Linked DNA regions of Homo sapiens: regions 1 and 3 are each linked to region 2. A link is a contact called in ENCODE Hi-C or POLR2A ChIA-PET data. All regions are on one chromosome and are shown on one strand. The core of a region is the stretch at or near the end of the contact, and the rest is flanking DNA. Distances in the headings are between cores, read along the strand shown. Region 1 holds the start of ELMOD2 (ELMO domain containing 2). Region 2 holds the start of ZNF827 (zinc finger protein 827). Region 3 holds the start of SCOC-AS1 (SCOC antisense RNA 1).

The links. A loop is a pair of places that touch in the nucleus more often than their neighbours do. ChIA-PET counts read pairs that join two places held with the same protein, here RNA polymerase II (POLR2A). Pooled maps may share reads with other maps.
Region 1: a loop to region 2 is called in a map of CD8-positive, alpha-beta T cell, with 9 times the contacts of the local background. The contact joins the promoter of ELMOD2 here to the promoter of ZNF827 in region 2. A Hi-C loop is called at or near these places in 1 of 168 maps with a recorded cell type or tissue (CD8-positive, alpha-beta T cell) and 5 of 50 pooled maps. POLR2A ChIA-PET finds 5 or more read pairs at or near these places in 1 of 52 experiments (GM12878).
Region 3: a map of naive thymus-derived CD4-positive, alpha-beta T cell shows a loop between it and region 2 (10-fold over the local background). The contact joins the promoter of SCOC-AS1 here to the promoter of ZNF827 in region 2. A Hi-C loop is called at or near these places in 1 of 168 maps with a recorded cell type or tissue (naive thymus-derived CD4-positive, alpha-beta T cell) and 8 of 50 pooled maps. POLR2A ChIA-PET finds 5 or more read pairs at or near these places in 1 of 52 experiments (PC-9).

Annotation. Positions count from the first base shown.
Region 1 is chr4:140,522,881-140,525,580 of GRCh38, forward strand. It overlaps ELMOD2 (ELMO domain containing 2), which reads left to right and starts at 1,288. Exons shown (of 9, transcript NM_153702.4): 1 at 1,288-1,400; 2 at 2,540-2,690. The coding sequence starts at 2,549. RefSeq lists silencers at 990-1,339, 1,530-1,649.
Region 2 is chr4:145,937,533-145,940,232 of GRCh38, forward strand. ZNF827 (zinc finger protein 827) reads right to left here and starts at 1,291. Exons shown (of 15, transcript NM_001306215.2): 1 at 833-1,291. The coding sequence starts at 875. RefSeq lists silencers at 1-43, 164-233 and an enhancer at 608-667.
Region 3 is chr4:140,372,033-140,374,732 of GRCh38, forward strand. SCOC-AS1 (SCOC antisense RNA 1) reads right to left here and starts at 1,360. Exons shown (of 5, transcript NR_033939.1): 1 at 1,231-1,360. SCOC (short coiled-coil protein) reads left to right here and starts at 1,614. Exons shown (of 4, transcript NM_001153484.2): 1 at 1,614-1,685. RefSeq lists enhancers at 1,297-1,798, 1,494-1,543 and a silencer at 1,704-1,903.

The sequences.
Region 1 (2,700 bases), core at 38-2,537, 5.4 Mb before region 2:
AGTTCATTGTTGGTATGGGACAGGGATGACGGCTTATGCACCCTGCACATGGCTAGTGTTCTACAATTAGTCCATTTTTTAAACGCTGGTTGAGATGTGGGAAAGTATGTATCACTTGCTTCAATTCAAGGAGTTGGAAGGAATATACATATATACACTTGCATATAATATTTTTGGAATTAGAAACAAGAAAGTAATACTGGTTGCTTCTGAGCAAGGTGACGGAGGTATCAGGAGTTTTGGGTGGATGGGGAAATTTGTTTTCAGTATCAGTTGTCCTTTGTATTTATATTCTACTCTCCCCCTTGCTCTTTCTCCTCCAGCCACCCCGGCCTTCTTGCTCTTCCTCCAACATTTCAAAAACCCTCCCAATTCAAGGTCTTTGCACTTGTCATTCTGGTGCCTGGATCACTCTCCCTCCAGATACTCCCACAGTAAACTCCCTTACTTCGTTCAATGAGGCCAAAATGCCACGTTAATAATGAGACTTCCTTGACCACACTGTATGCAATGACTTCCCCCACAGACTCCCCATTACCCCTTAGCTAACAACCCCTATACCCTTAACATTTAGTAGCATCTGACATATTAAATATTTGGCTGTTTGTTTCGTGTTTGACTGCCTTTTGGAACACTGCCTGTGCTAACAATCAACAAATACTTGTTGAATTAAGAAACTTACTGCTTGAGGTTTTTAAAAAGTAATCACGAAATTACTTTTTCAACAAAAACAACCAGTTAGGGAATAAACATTTGATAAATTAACTTTTAGACCTATAGTATTATAGGATAAAGTCCAAACTTCGTTTCTCAACACATGGACTTTCCTCATCTGCCACGTATTGGCCACAGTCAAGTAGCCGGTTCCCTTTTCTCGTGCATAAAGTGGAGTTATTCATAATTACTTCACAGAATTAAGATTCAATGCAGATGAAAGCGCTTTTGTAACTAAGGCACTATAAGTTACCGTAAGCACAGGGTTTCTTCCGCGCTTGGAGCCTAGGAATAGTACAAGGTGTCAACCCGCGCTAAGGACCTGAGGTTCAAGGAGGGAAAAGTCTCCAGCGCAGCGCTAGGAGGCGCTACTCCGGCGCGGGGCGGGGCTCCTGGCCGCCGTTGCCAGGGAAACCGTCTGGGCGTCCCTAGTATCTGAGCCCTCGCGCCTGGGCCACTCAGCTCGACCTCTCTCCAGCGTTAGCAATAGGTGGAGCGCGGGCCAATCGGAAGAGGCCGGAGGGGCGGGGCGGGCAGTGGCCCTGGGAAGGCGGGTCCGCGGCCTCGCTCCCTGACTTCCGGGTCGCGGTGCTTGAAGGGAGTGTTCCGTCGTTTCCGTTGCCGGCTGTTTGCAGTGGGGAAACCGAGGCAGCTCCTGCTCCCCCTAGTTCTTCCGCTCCTGTGAGGTGGCTGCTGTTTCTTTTCCTCTTGCCCCGGATGCCTCGGTGCGGCTGCACTGAGAGCGCGCGGGCTCGCGAGCCCCGCGGGGTTCTGCGGGAACCCGGGGGCGCCTGGGCCGGCGGGTCTTTGTGCGAGCCCTGCCCTCCCATTCGCGGGCGGCGCGCGAGGGGGGTCGGCGCAGAGACGCCCAGAGCCCTGGGGTGCTCAGGCGCCGCTACGCGTGCATCCCCTCTGCTCGGCAGTTCTGCGCTTTTGTCCTAATGAGCGCGGACTAGATGGCTTGATTTTCAAGATAATGATCAACCCAGCTGTGCTATGCGCTCTTTCTGCACTGACCTGCGGGTACTTCGAACTTCGACAGTCCCTCCTCAGGCCCTAGTCCAGAGGTGACGTGTCTGTGGGAATGTTTAAGGCAGGAAGGAGACGAGCAATTTTGTTTTTAAGTATCTCCCTCTCACTAGTATCTCCCTGACTTTTTCATTTAGAAGCTGAAGAATTTTCTTATGGCATAAGATATAGTTGTATCGAGTGTGTACTTAGCAAAACAAAAACTTGTTAGTATTTCTGCCCTTGACCTATTGAATGGAAAATCAAGAATGAGCTAAGGTGTTATATACTCAGTGTTCAACTTGTATACTTAAGTTTGTAGTGTTTTTATTTGCTGGCATCACCTGACTGGGACAGTTGTAACGAATTATCCACATGGGATAAGAAGAGTGTATTCTATAAAAACAACTCTGATGTTTTGGTATATATTTTAATTGTTGATTAGTTGGAGTCCTCTTGATCTTGAACTGTTGAGCCCCAGTTCTCAAAGAATGGGAAGTTAGGAAACTAAGATATGAAATACAATTATTTAGCAAAAAGTGCAAACCATTCTGTTACTCTTTCAAGCCATTGAATAGTTTGAGTACATTGTTTGAATTTTAGTTTTGAAAAAGTGATTAATTGGCCATTTGATCATCAATTAATAGCGGTATATATTACACCTGCCATTGTTTTTAAATGCCTAATTAAACTGTCAAAACAGACACAATGAAATGATAGATACATAATTTGAGATTTGATCAGTTGTATAAACTTTTTAAATTTTAAAATTCAGTTTAAGGTCATTAAGCTTGTCTTGTATGTTTCCCTCCTCCAGGAAAAAAAAATGTTTATTTCTTTGTGGGAGTTCTTCTATGGGCACTTTTTTCGATTTTGGATGAAATGGCTATTACGACAGATGACTGGGAAGTGTGAATTGCAGCGAATATTTGATACCTATGTAGGTGCACAAAGGACACACAGGATAGGTAATGTTAT
Region 2 (2,700 bases), core at 41-2,540:
CCGCTGCCCGGCCTCGCCCCCCGCCCGGCCGCCCCGCGCCCCGGCGCGCCCCCTCGCCTCGGCGCCGCGGGAGCAGCCGCCCGGCGGCGCGTGTGTACCCGTGTGTTTGTGTGCGGTGCCCCTACACCCTCCCCAGCCGCTCCCGCCTCGCCCGCCCCCGACTCCCCTCCTCCGCCGCCGCCTCCTCCACCTCCGCCTCCTCCTGCTCCAGCCGCCGCCGCCGCTGCCGCCGGCGGCTCGGGGGCCGACCAACCCCGGCGCAACCTTTAGCCAGGGACGGACCTCTCCCTGGATCCTGTACCCGGCGGCTGCTGCGCGCCCTCTCCCCGACACCCCCAAACGCCATGTCACGGCCCCCAGCCCTCCGCGCGCCCCGACCCCCGCACCCTCAGGCGCCGGAATCCACAAGGAATTTTTTTTTTTTTAAGATTCCAACCTCTCCCACCTCCCCCCACCAAACCCCCGATAAAACCCCCGGCATCCACACTACTCCCCTCCTCCCTTCTCTTGCCCCCTCCCCCCAGCAACCCAGAGTGAGGAGGGGGAAGGGGAGGGAAAGGGAAAAAAAAGCCCGATCTCAAGGAAAAAAAGGGGGGGGGTGAGAGAAAGAAAGAAAAAGAGAGAGAGAATAGAAAGGGCACGGGGCTGATCATCACCAACATGGCTGCCTCAGCATAGACCTAAACGAGGAGTAACCCGGGCTGTGTCTTTGTCAGTTTCACCTCTGTAACCCTAAACTAATGCAGAAAACAACGGAGGAGGCTGCGGAGGGGAAAGAGGAGAGGGAGGGCGAGAAAATGGCACGAGAGGAGGTGGAGAAGGGATGACTTACGTGAGGGAAGGCGCTTGGGCTGCTCCTGCTTCCTCCTGGGCATTTTCCCCCTTTTCTCACATTCTCCTCCTTGGTTAATGTGAGATCAAATAAACCCCCGTGGGGGCAGAGAGGCAGACACTGGCAGGAGCGGGGAGGTAGTTGGGGGGCGGGCGGGCGGGCAGGGGGAAACCCCTTCTCCGGTGTGTGCAATGGGTTGAAGCTTGTTTCCTGGAGCCAGAAGAGGGGTTTTCTTCTTTTCTTTCCTTTCTTTTTTCCTTTTTTTTTTTTTTTTAAATTTTTGGTCGTGCACCTGGCTTGTCCCCGAGCGTAATATTCTTCAATGGAAACGGATCTAATAGGTGTGAGTGTGTGTGTGTCCTATGCTCGCGTGTGTGATGGGAGGTATAAATAAATGAGTGCCGGTGCGGCGGTGTCTATGGCCGCGCTCTGTGTCTCCGAGCCCCTAACACTAATGTCGGGATCAAAGGGCAGCGGCGGCGGCAGCACAGCTCACAGCTCGCTCTCTTGCTCTCTCTCTCTCTCTTTCTCGCTCTCTCTCCTCTCGCGCTCTCTCTCTCGCTCTCTCTCTGTCACACACACACACACACAAGAGGCACAGACTGAGGGAAAGAGCGAGAGCTACACACACACACACGCACGCACACACACACACAGAGCAAAGAGGAAAGTGCCCCAAGGCTCCCAGGGCGGACTCAGCCTCGGATTTACAACCGCTCTGTCTGGAAAGAATGGGGGGCGCGCGTGCGGGGGTGGGATGGAGTTCTTCAAATTTATCCCGCTAGTCACCAAATCTAGGGGGAAAAAGTTTTTCTCACTCTTTAAACAACGATTAGTTCATTATTTTACTGACTTTTAAAAAGGAAATAAATTTCTCTCTTCACTTTCTTTTGTTTATTAAGCTACATTTTGTTCTGTATGAAATTCTGCAGGCTTTTGTCCCTACCCCATCACCTTAAATCTGGAGGTTATCGTCTCCCACACACTCTTCAAAAACATTCCAAAAAAACTAATTTAAAAAAAATGAAGACAACATATGGTGAAATCAATAACTTGGTTGACAGTTGACAGAATAAGTGCCCAGTTTTGGAGTGTCCACTGGAGTTAAAACTGAAAAATGCTCCTAAATGAACATTACAGCTACTTGACAAAGAGAGGAAAATAAGATTAGGTCACCCCTGATGGTTGCTTTAACTGCTACGTGATACTCCTAGAGTGCACACAGCAATCTTTACTTCGGAAATTCACTTTTTCCCCTGCTATATACTGCAGGTATATGAAGTTTACCCTGAAGCAATTCCAGTGTGCATTATGAGCCCAATATAGCAGTTTTCATTAACTGATACATACTTTCATTACCTTACAAATCACACATCTTTCTTCAAAGAGAGACATAAAGGAGAAAAATAGAAAAGGACGGGTCTCACTAGAGCACAAAAGGTACTTGGTGAAAGAGGACTGTTCTCTTTGTGACTTGCAGTCATTTGGATAAAAGTTCACTCAGAGGTTGTTAATGATTTAAACTCCAAAACCTGCTACTATAATTGAAATAAAAATGGTCTGAAGAAGAGTTGTTTCATAAAACTCTCTTTGTAAGAGGAAACTTTGAACTTAGCAGAATACATTATATGTCATGAGTCATGTAGCTAGAAAATAAAAAGGTGCATTATTTAACTACATCTTCCCTTTTTAGCTTTTTTAAAACTCTGACTCATCATCTTATTATGTTAAATATTTTCCTACCAATTTTTAAATAGACCTTTTCATCAAAGAAAGTGGAGGCACAGTAAAGACATAGAACATTAAAATGACACTCTATAAGCCTACATGGATAACTCATGCCTCTTTGAGGTTGAGTTAATTCTTAC
Region 3 (2,700 bases), core at 110-2,609, 5.6 Mb before region 2:
ATTCCACTTAGGTGAGGTACCTAGAGTAGTCAAACTGATAAACACAAAGTAAGATGATTACTGCCAGAGGATGAGGGGAATAGGAAATGGAGAGTTGCTCTTTAATAGGTATACAGTTTTAGTTTGGCAAGATGAAAAGAGAGATTGGTTCTGGAGATTGGTTGGAGAACAATGTGGAATGTATCTTATACTACTGAAGTTAAAAATGGTTAAGATGGTAAATTTTATTCTATGTATATTTCACTACAATTAAAAATATTTAAAAATACTGTTCTAGCAAAAACAAAAGGTTGCTTTTAATAGTTTCTCTTGATCTTTGGTGTCCTGCAATTTCACCGTTGCATAGAATTCTTATATTAATCCTGCTCAAGAATAAGTACTTCTTGAATCTGAAAATTCAAATATTCCACAATCTTGGAAAATTCTTAGTTATTACTCTTTGAATACTGCCTGCATCCATTCTCTCTAGTCTCTCTTTTTTGGCACTCCTATTAGATTTATGTTGGATTTTTTTTCATTTATTTAGCTCCTACATTGCATTCTAGTAAATTTCCTCAAACTGAATATTGCAGTCGCAGCCAAATGCATAGTTCTCAAAACACTGAATAGAAGATATTTTTATATAGCTCTTAAAATGATTAAGGCGATGTGTCAGCAAACTGTGCCAGAAGTAAAAAGTCAAGAAACAGGGAGACATAAGGCTTGTCTCTACAGCTTAGGAGGCTGTGCCAAAGCCAAAATAATAATGTATTGCTGTGGATGTCTACCTTGTACTCAACGAATATTAAAGCAGGATGCCGCTTTGTGTCAAGTACTAGATTACGATGAACGGTGTCACGAAGAACACTCCACTCTTGATACCGTATATGTGACCTTGAGCAAGAAATGTGTTCACGCTCAGGCTTCAGTTCCTTTCTGTGGGTTGCTGTGAGGCTCCACAGGGGTAAGGTAAGCACAAGTGCTATGCCTCAGTACCACTAGGGTATTTTCTCAATTCTAAAATATTAAATGGCCACGCACTACAGATTTAATAATAGTTTCGGAGGAGGGGCGTGAGGAGAGGAACATTCCACTAGCTCAACTATAAGCTTTCCGATTTCGGAAATAAGAAAAATATGAAAAAGTCTGCTTTTAGAATTAAGGAACGACGGTGTCGCGTTGACTTTCTCTGCTTGGTTCGCAAACGCTCTTTTCTCGAACTTGAATGACTTCTCTGTCGCTCATACCAACCTCTTTCCTGAATGACTTCTCTGTCGCTCATACCAGCCTCTTTCCTGATTTTCCACACTGGGATTCTCACTCCAATTCTCAGGTTTCCTGATAGACCTGATGAGCCGCTTCACCAGCGCCGCTTAGCTTCGCTTCTTTACTGTCATTGGCTGTCGCTGTTCCAGGTCCCGCCCACAGCGACCTCAATCCTGATTGGATGTCAGTGTCCTTTTGTTATGGCAAAGGTGGATCCCGGTGCTTTGAGATTGGACGACTGGGGTGAGGCGGGCAGCTAATGCGCAGGCGTGTATTCTCGAGTCAGGATTGGCGGGCGAGCGGCTGGGACGGGATGGGATTCTTCTCACGGCGCACGTTCTGTGGGCGGAGTGGGCGGAGCTGCCGGGGTCAGTTGGTCCAAGTGTCCCGGCCTGAGGTGTCGGCCGGATCCCTCCTTCTCCCGGCGCCTCAAGCGGAAGGTGAGGGCCGTCCCGGGCAGCGGAGGGCCTGGCCCCAGGCGACTAGAGCTGCATCCTCAGTACCTCCGAGGGCCTGGAGGGCGGGGCGGGCTGGACGCGGCCCTGCGCACCGGGGGCCCGGGAGGAGCGGTCTCGGGCCTGGGCATTTGGTGGGCGGCGGAGGCCTGGCTCCCGGCAGAACCCTTGCGCGACCTCTTTTTCTCCTGTTTTCGTTGTCAGGCCCAGGCGTTCTTTGGGAGAGGGACCTCTCGCGGTCCCTGACGCAGACATCGTGTAGCTTTCTCCCCGCAGCTCCTGGGTCGGGAGCCGCTTTGCAGCTCTCGGCTCTGGAATTGGACTGCGGGAGGGGCGTTTGGGTGGAATGGGACCTGGCACGCCTGGACCTTCCCGTGGCTGCTCTGCGAGAGCCTGAGAGATGGGAGGGGAGGCTGAGGTGGGGAGGGAGCCTAGAGAGCCGTAAAATAAGGATTGGACCATTTTTCCAGGCGGCGAAAGCGGCACCTGGGTTTGTTTCCTGATCGTCTTCTCCCCCAGAGTCCTGCTGAACAAGTTTTGGGAAGAAAGGTTTGGAAAGGAGAAAGAGGATACATTCCTGAAAGGCAGGGCTTCTGTTATACAGTGTGTCAACCTCACACTATTACGCAACAATAAGGACAGATGCCATTCCAGGTTGCCAACACGTTTTCTATGCCCGAGGACCCAAAGCTGTGCCCATGTATTCTGGTACCTCTATTCCTGATTAAAATCAGTGTAGCTAGCCATTCTCTGAGAGTATAGCTTCCATTTAAATCCTCATTTGGCCAAACAGTTCCTTGATCTTGTGGAATTTGAAACTGGATTTATTTAACCAGGACAAGTCAAAGCAGAACTTGAACAGATCTGAACAGACATTATATTGAAGTTCCGTAGCTTGAAGGGAATGGAGTTTATTTTCAGTTGCTTAGTAAAGATTCCAGAGGAGTTTGACATCAGTGGTAGCAAAATGTTTGGCAAACTTAAGATTAGGGCCATATTA